Linked DNA regions of Homo sapiens: region 2 is linked to region 1. Evidence: read pairs that join two places in POLR2A ChIA-PET (ENCODE). Cell type or tissue: GM12878. All regions are shown on one strand.

Evidence for each region. Peaks named below come from ENCODE experiments on the same cell type or tissue, not always from the same donor. Only the 100,000 strongest peaks of a DNase experiment are listed, where the experiment ranks them.
Region 2: POLR2A ChIA-PET joins it to region 1 with 5 read pairs; 6 of 35 experiments call an interaction of 5 or more read pairs at or near these places.

Annotation. Positions count from the first base shown.
Region 1 is chr1:169,113,408-169,118,407 of GRCh38, forward strand. The region is part of intron 2 of ATP1B1 (ATPase Na+/K+ transporting subunit beta 1); the gene reads left to right. Among named protein-coding and RNA genes, the nearest start is that of ATP1B1, 9.2 kb to the left of the region's middle. RefSeq lists enhancers at 1-771, 224-518, 524-1,166, 2,770-3,389, 2,996-3,185 and a silencer at 224-518. In GM12878, no CTCF peak of the experiment used is centred here; a DNase peak (open chromatin) is centred at 2,864; H3K27ac peaks cover 211 bases.
Region 2 is chr1:169,330,276-169,335,275 of GRCh38, forward strand. The region is part of intron 1 of NME7 (NME/NM23 family member 7); the gene reads right to left. Among named protein-coding and RNA genes, the nearest start is that of NME7, 35 kb to the right of the region's middle. In GM12878, no CTCF peak of the experiment used is centred here; no DNase peak of the experiment used is centred here.

The DNA.
Region 1 (5,000 bases):
CTACAAAGTCAAATATTTTCTTCAGGAAATTTCCTAGATTAAAAAAAAAAATGGTCCTTGACTATATAAACTTTGAGGAGTCAGCCTTTAATGAAACTAAAAATTCTCTTTGTGCCCTTTGCAGAAAGGAAAATTTAACTTTGGAAAAGAAATAGCCAAAGGGCCCAACCTTGTAAGTAAGGACTTGGAAATGACCTTGCCTGTAAATCAACTGGCTGAAGTGCTCAGTCCTTTCCAACACCCTCTCACGGTGCCTCCCTTCCCTTCCTTCCATCCCCTTCCTAAAAGACATGTTCTTAGTACCTATATTTAGTGTGCTCACAGCAGTTGGACTGACCTGACAAACCCTGACTTCTCCAAAGGAATGCTGGTGGCTCATCTTGGAAAAATGCATTCCTGTCCTGTGGTCTGAGTCACAGGAAAAGTCCTCAGTCCTCCATCTTCCTTGTTCTTTGGCCTGGTAATTTCTGTCTCTTCTTTTCCTCATCCCTTCCCCCATCACCTTTCAGGAGAGTCTAGGCCAGGCCCCTCCTCTTCACCTGCCTTACCCTGTGGGGTTTTTCGGGGGCCTTTACCAAGGGACATGACATTCATATGAAAATGACAGTAACCTTGATCAGGCCAGGCCAGCAGAGTGCCGAACCTTGATCAGGCCAGGCCAGCAGAGTGCCGGCTGCCACAAAGTGCAGCTCTTGGGCCACCCCTTATGGCCCTGTGTTGCCTGAGGACCCTCCTTGGCATTTTTCAATGCCAAGGACCCTCCTTGGCATTTTTCAGAGTACGTGTTAGAAGTTTGTATTTTGCATAGGAAATAACTCCTTAAGTATGCAGACAAACAGTGTGTTTAAGAATACCCTGACAATTTTTTGGCTTCACATTAGTATCTTTAAAGCCTCCATTTTCATGTTTAGTTAAAGAGGGAAAATTGTAAATTTGAGTTAGATACACCTAGTGGGTGTGAAAGTTTGCATATGATTTAAAGATATAAAGACTTACTAATAATATTATCAGCTGAATTTGAGGCATGAATGCAAATCCAGCCTGACTGGGTATTGACTGCCCTTTGTACACCGGAATACCTTGTAGTTGGATCTCTTCTCAATAACGTGTGAATGTGGCCATATCAAGCAGTGGCAATTGTGCAGTGAGTGTATTTGGGCCTGTATGGCGATAATATTGGATAAACTGAGAGGCCAAACATGAAATCTGAGAGGAGAGACTAAACTACAGAATGGAAGTGAAATGTAAGAAAAAATGGTGAATGTGTACAGCTTCTTGGCCCTGAACAATGGTGGCCGTTTAATGCACATGATATTCCTTACAAAGTCGTGTTGCAGCCGGTGTGGTAGCTCATGCCTGTAATCCCAGCACTTTGAGAGACTGAGGCAGGAGGATCCTTTGAAGGCAGGGGTTCAAGACCAGCCTGGGCAACATAGCAAGACCCCATATCCACACACACACAAAAAATTTTTTTAAGTCTCCTGTTAAAAAAAAAGGGGTGGGGCCAGGAGTGGTGACTCACGTCTGTAATCCCAGCACTTCCGAGGCAGGCGGATCATGAGGTCAGGAGATCGAGACCATTCTGGCTAACACAGTGAAACTCCGTCTCTACTAAAAAATACAAAAAATTAGCCTGTCGTAGTGGCGGGCACCTGTAGTCCCAGCTACTCGGAAGGCTGAGGCAGGAGAATGGCGTGAACCCGGGAGGCGGAGCTTGCAGTGAGCCGAAATTGTGCCATTGCACTCCAGCCTGGGTGACAGAGCGAAGACTCCATCTCAAAAAAAAAAAAAAGAAAAAAAAGGGGGGTGGGGAATCATATGCTCTGTGAGAACTAAATGAGATGATAAACATATATAAAGCAAATAGTACTTTATGGTGGCAAAACCAATGGTATTAAGTGTAGGGTAACTGTTGAGAGCAACTTCTGTTTTTTTCTTTTTTTCTTTTTTTTTTTTTTCAAGAGGGAGTCTTCTTCTGTCGCCCAGGCTGGAGTGCAGTGGCATGATCTTGGCTCACTGCAACCTCTGCCCCCTGGGTTCAAGCGATTCTCCTGCCTCAGCCTCCCGAGTAGCTGGGGCTACAGGTGCGCGCCACCATGCCCAGCTAATTTTTGTATTTTTAGTAGAGATGGGGTTTCACCATATTGGTCAGGTTGGTGTCAAACTCCTGACCTCTGGTGATCCACCCGCCTCAGCCTCCCAAAGTGCTGGGATTACAGGCGTGAGCCACCGCACCTGGTCCAGGGTTTTTATAGCCCTATCTTTCTACTAGAAGCAGCAGTTTCTTCTTTTTGGACACTAAATTTCCAGATATGACAGGGATGCTTTGCACACTTAGATTTTCATGGAGTCAATAAAACCTTAGCTTTCCATGGAAATGTTTAAGAGACATTTGGGAAACATGTTTTTAAAAATTTTAAAGTGAATTTAAATGGCATTGTATTTGTTGTGCAGTCTCTCCCTTTAACAAACCCATGCTTGTTGGGTTAGCGCCTGCCAAGCTTTTCTCCAGAGGAGACCCCCTTAGGCAGTCCTGCAGTGCTGCTCTGCAGCATCGCTTCTCATCTGTTGATGCAGTTGGATCTGGGGAGAGACGCAGCAATTAGCTATGCTGGAGAGGGCTGAGCAGGCACAGGCACGCACACCCACGTGCATGCCCACGGACATGCAAGCGTGCACACACACGCATGCTCATGGATATACACACACACTCAGGCTACCAAGCCCTGGCCCTGATTTGACCCTGCTTGCCTTGCTGCCTGCCCAGTGGTGTAATGGAAAAGTCTCTTCTTCACATCCGCCATTGCCCTTCCCCCACCTCAGGCTCACTTAGCAACAGTGGAGTGAAATGAAGGTCACTGTGTGTCAATCGGTGGGTCCGGGAGATTCCCAGCTGGCTTGCTTCCTGGTAGGCAGGTATGAATGTATGCTGCTGTTCTCTCTTTTAAGGTTGTGGGTGGCTGTTTGTTTAGCTCTGAAGTATAGACGGCTCAGTGCTAGCAGACACATTTTCAAAGGGTCATATTCTTGGCTTGTTGGTAATCAGAATCGGGCAGGAGAAGTGGGGTGGATGCAGACCAGCTGACCACACTGGCACCACCAGCAGTTTCAGTTTCATCTTGATTGTAAAGAGGAAATATCTAATCTTAAAACTCATTAGGGGCCTGGCGCAGTGGCTCATACCTGTATTCCCAGCACTTTGGGAGGCCGAGGCAGGCAGATCACCCGAGGTCAGGATTTTGAGACCAGCCTGGCCAACATGGTGAAACCCCATCTCTACTAAAAATACAAAACTTAGCTAGGCGTGATGGCAGGCACCTCTAATCCCAGTTACTTGGGAGGCTGAGGCAGGAGAATCACTTGAACCCGGAAGGCAGACGTTGCAGTGAGCCAAGATCGTGCCACTGCACTCCAGCCTGGGCAACTAGAGCAAGACTCCATCTAAAAAAAAAAAAACCAAAAACAAAACAAACAAAAAACCCATTAGGGTTCGAGTCATTATCATTCTATCTCAGCTTGATTAAGTAAAATTCCTGAGAAGTCATTATGTCAGTCTCAGAATACCTAATTTTTCCACCCCCCGCAAACTACCTCATACTTGTATTACTATCTCTCACTCACACTTCAAAGGAGAAATAAGGGGAAATTAGAAACATTTGGCTTCCTTATACTTTGGAGGGGTTGTTAGTGCAAAGTGCCAGTAAGGTGTTTCCAGTTAGAATACACTGCTTTGTAATCTCTCAGCTGACGCGATGTATCTGTATACACCCAGCTGTCTCTCACTTTCCCTCTCCTCCTCCCTTCCCACCCTCAAATGGATCCTGTCTACCTGGTCCCAGAATTTGTGGATGAGTTAGCATTGGTGGCAATTAGATTTCCAAAAGCTACTGCACAGCCTTATGACTTGGTAAAGGGTTTGTGGGGGGAACTCTGTTTGGCTTCAACAACTCAACTACCCAGGTGGTGATTTCTTTATTTCTAAAGACAAGGGTACAACTAGTAAGTCATCTCTTGGGTACACAGGAAACCTAATGATTTACTTTAAAATGTTCTTGGAGCCACAGAAAAACAGATCTTACATTGTATGCCCATTGTATGATGAATAAGCAGAACAGAGACCTGATAAGTAGGAAGGACCAGGTAACAAATCTGTGGGAGTGATGGTGGGGGAAAAAAAAAAGCTGGATTTGTGAAGCTTCATTTAAGGATTTTTTGCTGCATTCACCCAAGGGTCATAGAAAGTGGGGTGGAAAGAGCAGTAGCCTGACAGGTCCACTTCTACCATAAAATCTGATGGGGTTATTGGACTGGTTGCTCTTAACTGTTGGTCAGTGCTCTCATGCTAGTAATCTGATGACCAGCTGGTCTGTCGGATGCAGTCAAGACTAGTGAGAAGCTGGGGAGATGAAGGGAACAGGGATGTATCATCCAGCTTTTTCCCACATACATGCATGAGTAGATCTTATCAAATGTCATGTAGAATGCAGTGTCTTGTTTCAGGATATTACTTAACAAATGTTATGTTTTATATCTAGATAAGTCAAATATACTATATGTACTTGCTCTTCAGTTTGGCCTTGAGCATAATTAATGTAAAATACTAGGATTTATCTATTTGTTTATGTTATTCTTTTATAAAAGTGGCACCTTTCCTTTATTGTATTGAGAATAAGCACAATTATGAGCTATACAAAATACCAAGGATTTGCCCCTATGGAATATGCATTTTTAAAGATAGGTCAACTGAACTAAATAACTCCCTGCTTGCCTGAAAGTGAATATACAGCCACAGGAAGAAGAGGACGGATCAGAGAAGAGCCTAAATCAGAGTTCACGGCATTTAGCTTAGACAGGAGGAATGATTTCTTTACCCTGAGTGTTGGTAAACATCCAGATTGGCTGTAGAGACAGTCCGGGGATTCAGTTTTCTAAGACTTTGTAAAGGGAGCAGATTCTGAGTGTCGGAGGGTGTGAATGTGACCCTGCCTGCAGGCAGGGAG
Region 2 (5,000 bases), 220 kb after region 1:
AAGTACACAGAAAAACACAGGATATTATAACACTGTAACTGTGGCGTATAGAGAAATGCAAATCAAAACCACAATGTGGTACCATCTCACACCAGTCAGAATGGCTACTAAGAAGTCAAAATGGCTGGGCGTGGTGGATCACACCTGTAATCCCAGCACTTTGGGAGGTTGAGGCAAAAGGATCACGAGGTCAGGAGTTCAAGACCAGCCTGGCCAACATAGTGAAACCCCCATCTCTACTAAAAATACAAAAATTAGCCAGGCATGGTGGCAGGCGCCTGTAGTCCCAGCTATTTGAGAGTCTGAGGCAGGAGAATTGCTTGAACCCGGGAGGAGGAGATTGCAGGGAGCCGAGATCGCACCACTGCACTCCAGTCTGGTGACAGAGCAAGACTCTGTCTCTAAATAAATAAATAAATAAAATCCATTACAAATGTTACTGGAGAAATTAAAAAAATCTTTAGTGGCTACTACAAGCAACTATATGCCAATAAACTGAAAACTCTAGAAGAAACAGAAAAATAACCAGATATATACAATCTACCAAGATTGAACCAGGAAGAAATTCAAAACCTAAAGAGACCAATAACAAGTAATGAGATCAAAGCCATAATAAAGACTCCCAGTAAAGAAAAGTCCAAAAAATAGAGGAGGAGGGACTACTTCCAAACTCATTCTACGAGGCCAGTATTACCCTGATACCAAAACCAGACAATGACACATCAAAATAAATAAATAAATAAAACTACAGGTCAATATCTCTGATAAATATTGATGCAAAACTTGTCAACAAAATACTAGCAAACTGAATTCAGCAATACATTAGAAAGATCATTCATTATGACCGAGTGGGATATATCCCTGGGATGCAAGGATGGTTCAACATAAGCAAATCAATCAATGTGATATGTGATATCAAAAGAATGAAAGATAAAAACCATACAATCATGTCCATTGATGTTGTAAAAGCATTTGATAAAACTCAACATACCTTCATGATGAAAACTCTCAAAAAACTGAATATAGAAGTAACATACCTCAACATAATAAAAGCATATTTGACAAATATGACAGACCCACAGCTAGTATCATACTGAATGGGGAAAAACTAAAAGCCTTTCCTCTGAGATCTGAAACATGACGAGGGTGCCCATTATCACTACTGTTGTTCAACATAATAATGGAAGTCCTAGCTAGAACAATCAGACAAGAGAAAGATATAAAGGGCATCCAAATTGAAAAGGAAGAAGTCAAATTATCCTTGTTTACAGATGATATGATTTTATATTTGGAAAAACCTAAAGACTCCACTGAAAGACTCTTAGAACTGATAAATTCAGTAAAGTTGCAGGATACGAAATCATACAAATATCAGTGGTATTTCTATATGCCAACAGTGAACAATCTTAAAAAGAAATTTTAAAAAGTTATCCCATTTACAATAGCCACAAATAAAATAAAATACCTAAGAATTAACAAAAGAAATGAAGATCTCTACAATGAAAACTATGAAACACTGATGAAATAATTTGAAAAAGACCAAAAAAAAAATGGGAAGCTATTCCATGTTCATGGAATTGGAAGAATTAACATTGTTAAAATGTCCACACTACCTAAAGCAATCTACAGATTCAATGCAATCCCTATCAAAATACCAATGTCGTTCTTCAAAGAATAGAAATAGAAAAAACAATTCTAGAATTTATATGGAACCACAAAAAACTCAGAATAGCCAAAACCATCCTAAGCAAAAAGAACAAAACTGAAAAAATCACATTAACTGACTTCAAATTATACTACAGAGCTATAGTAACCCAAACATCATGGTACTGACATAAAAACAGACACATAGACCAATGGAACAGAATAGAGAACCCAGAAAAAATCCACACACCTACAGCGAACCCATTTTCAACAAAAGTGCAAACAAGATACACTGGGGAAAAGACAGCCTCTTTAATAAATGGTGCTGGGAAAACTAGATGTCTATATGCAGAAGAATGAAACTAGACCCCCTATCTCCAGCCATATACAAAAATAAAATAAAAATGGATTAAAGTCTTAAATCTAAGACCTCAAACTATGAAACTACTACAAGAAAACATGGGAGAAAATCTCTAGGACATTGGTCTGGGCAAAAATTTCTTGAGCAATGCCCCACAAACATAGGCAATCAAAGCAAAAACGGACAAACAGGATCATATCAAGTTAAAAACCTTCTGCACAGCAAATAAAACAATCAACAAAGTGAAGAGACAACCCACAGAATGGGAGAAAATATTTGCAAACTACCAATCTGACAAGGGATTAATAACCAGAACACCTAAGGAACTCAAACAACTCTACAGGAAGAAATCTAATAATCCAGCTACAAAATGGGCAAAAGATCTGAATAGATATTTCTTAAAAGAAGACATACAAATGGAAAATAAGCATATGAAAAGGTGTTCAACATCACTGATCATCAGAGAAATGTCATCAAAACTACAATGAGATATCATCTTATCCCAGTTAAAATGGCTCTTATCCAAAAGACAGGCAATAAAAAATGCTGGTGAGGATGTGGAGAACAGGGGACCCTTGTACACTGTTGTTAGGAATGTAAATTAAAACAACCACTATGGAGAACAGTTTGAAGGTTTCTCACAGAACTAAAAATGATCCAGCAATCCCACTGCAGGGTATATACCCAAATAAAAGGGAATCAGTATATTGAAGAGATATCTGCACTCCTATGTTTGTTGCAGCACTGTTTACAATAGCTAAGATTTGAAAGCAACCTAAATGTCCATCAACAGATGAATAAAGAAAATGTGGTACATATACACAATGAAGTACCATTAAGCCATAAAAAAGAATGAGATCCAGTCATTTGCAACAACAGGGATGGAACTGGAGATCATTATGTTAAGTGAAATAAGCTAGGCAAAGAAAGACAAACATCACATGTTCTCACTTATCTGTGGGTTCTAAAAAATGAAAAAAAATTGAACTCATGGACATGGAGAGTAGAAAGATGGTTATCAGAAGTTGGGAAGAGTAGTGGGAGGCTGTAGGGAAGGTGGGGGTGAATAACAGGTACAAAAAAAATAAAATTAAAAAGAATGACTAAGACCTAATATTTGATAGCAGAGTAGGGTGACTGTAGCCAATAATAACTTAATTGTACATTTTAAAATAACTTAAAGAGTGTAACTGCATTGTTTGTAACAAAAGGATATCAAAAGGATAAATGTATCAAAAGGATAAATGCTTGAGGGGACAGAGCACATTCACCATGATATGCTTATTTCACATTGCATGCCTGTATCAAACTATCTCATGAACCCCATAAATATATATATCTACTATGTACCCATAAACATTTAATATTTTAAAAAAAAAGAAATTTGCCAAGATCACACAGCTTATAAACAGAGGTGAACCCAGGCAGCTTGACTCCAGATCTGCTCTTAGACACTCTCCTTAACTGTGGCAAGAAGGGATGGAAACTCCCTTCTGAGAGACACTGGACTAAGCAGCCTATATAAGCTGCAGTGTTTGCTCGATTTCTAGAAATAGCAACTATATTCTTTCAATTTAACCCCCTATTAAGACAAATCAGGTTTTAAAAACCAACACAACCACAACAATAAAAATCAGGACATACTTATCAGACTTGTAATTCTAACAGTGCACTGAAAAAAATGTACATTGCATTTTTGTAATGCTGTATTTTAGGAAAAATTACTTCACAATAGGCAGCAAAATATTTTTGTTCATACAAAAGTGCTCCCTTCTTTAAATCATACTAAATGGATTCCATAATGCATGATGGAGAAATATCTTAAACTAACTAGAAGTCTTATTTTCATGATTTGCATGTTGAAGGGTCAGTAACTAGTCAATCTATTTCAAGCCAAGTATCTGCTTCTGTTTGACTTCAAAGACATTCTGGAGTAAATTATGTAGATGATAAAGGTTACAGTTCAACAAGCTTCTAAAGTTTAGTCTGAGTCTCCATGAACCCACATTCACCTTGAATGACATTATAATAGAAATCAACAGCATGAGTAATCAAAACAGCATGGTATGGGTAGCAAAACAGACACATACACCAATGGAGCAGAATAGAGACCTCACAAATAATACCACACATCTACAACCATCTCATCTTTGACAAACCTGACAAAAACAAGCAATGGGGAAAGGATCTCCTATTCAGTAAATGGTGCTGGGCAAACTGACTAGCCATATGCAGAAAAATGAAACTGGAACGCTTCCTTACACTTTATAGAAAAATTAACTCAAGATGGATTAAAGACTTAAATGTAAAACCCAAAACCATAAAAACCCTGGAGGAAAACCTACACAATACCATTCAGGACATAGGAATGGGCAAAGACTTCATGACAAAAAGGCCGAATGCGATTGCAACAAAAGCAAAAATTGACAATAGGATCTAATTAATTAAACTAAAGAGCTTCTGCACAGCAAAAGAAACTATCATCAGAGTGAACAGGCAACCTATAGAATGGGAGAAAATTTTTGCAATCTACCCATCTGAAAAGGTCTAATATCCAGAATTTACAAGGAACTTAAACATATTTATAAGAAAAAAACAAACAACCCCATCCAAAAGTGGGCAAAGGATATGAACAGACACTTCTCAAAAGAAGACATTTATGTGGCCAACAAACATGAAAAAAAGCTCAACATCACTAATCATCAGAGAAATGCAAATCCAAACCACAATGAGATACCATCTCACACCAGTTAGAATGACGATTAAAAAGTAGGAAACAAGGTGCTGGCGAGGCTGTGGAGAAATAGGAATGCTTTTACGTTGTTGGTGGGAATGTAAATTAGTTCAGCCATTGTGGAAGACAGTATGGTGATTCCTCAAGGATTTAGAACCAGAAATACCATTTGACCCAGTAATCCCATTACTGGGTATATACCCAAAGGAATATAAATTATTCTACTATAAAGACACATGCACACATATGTTTTCTGCAGCA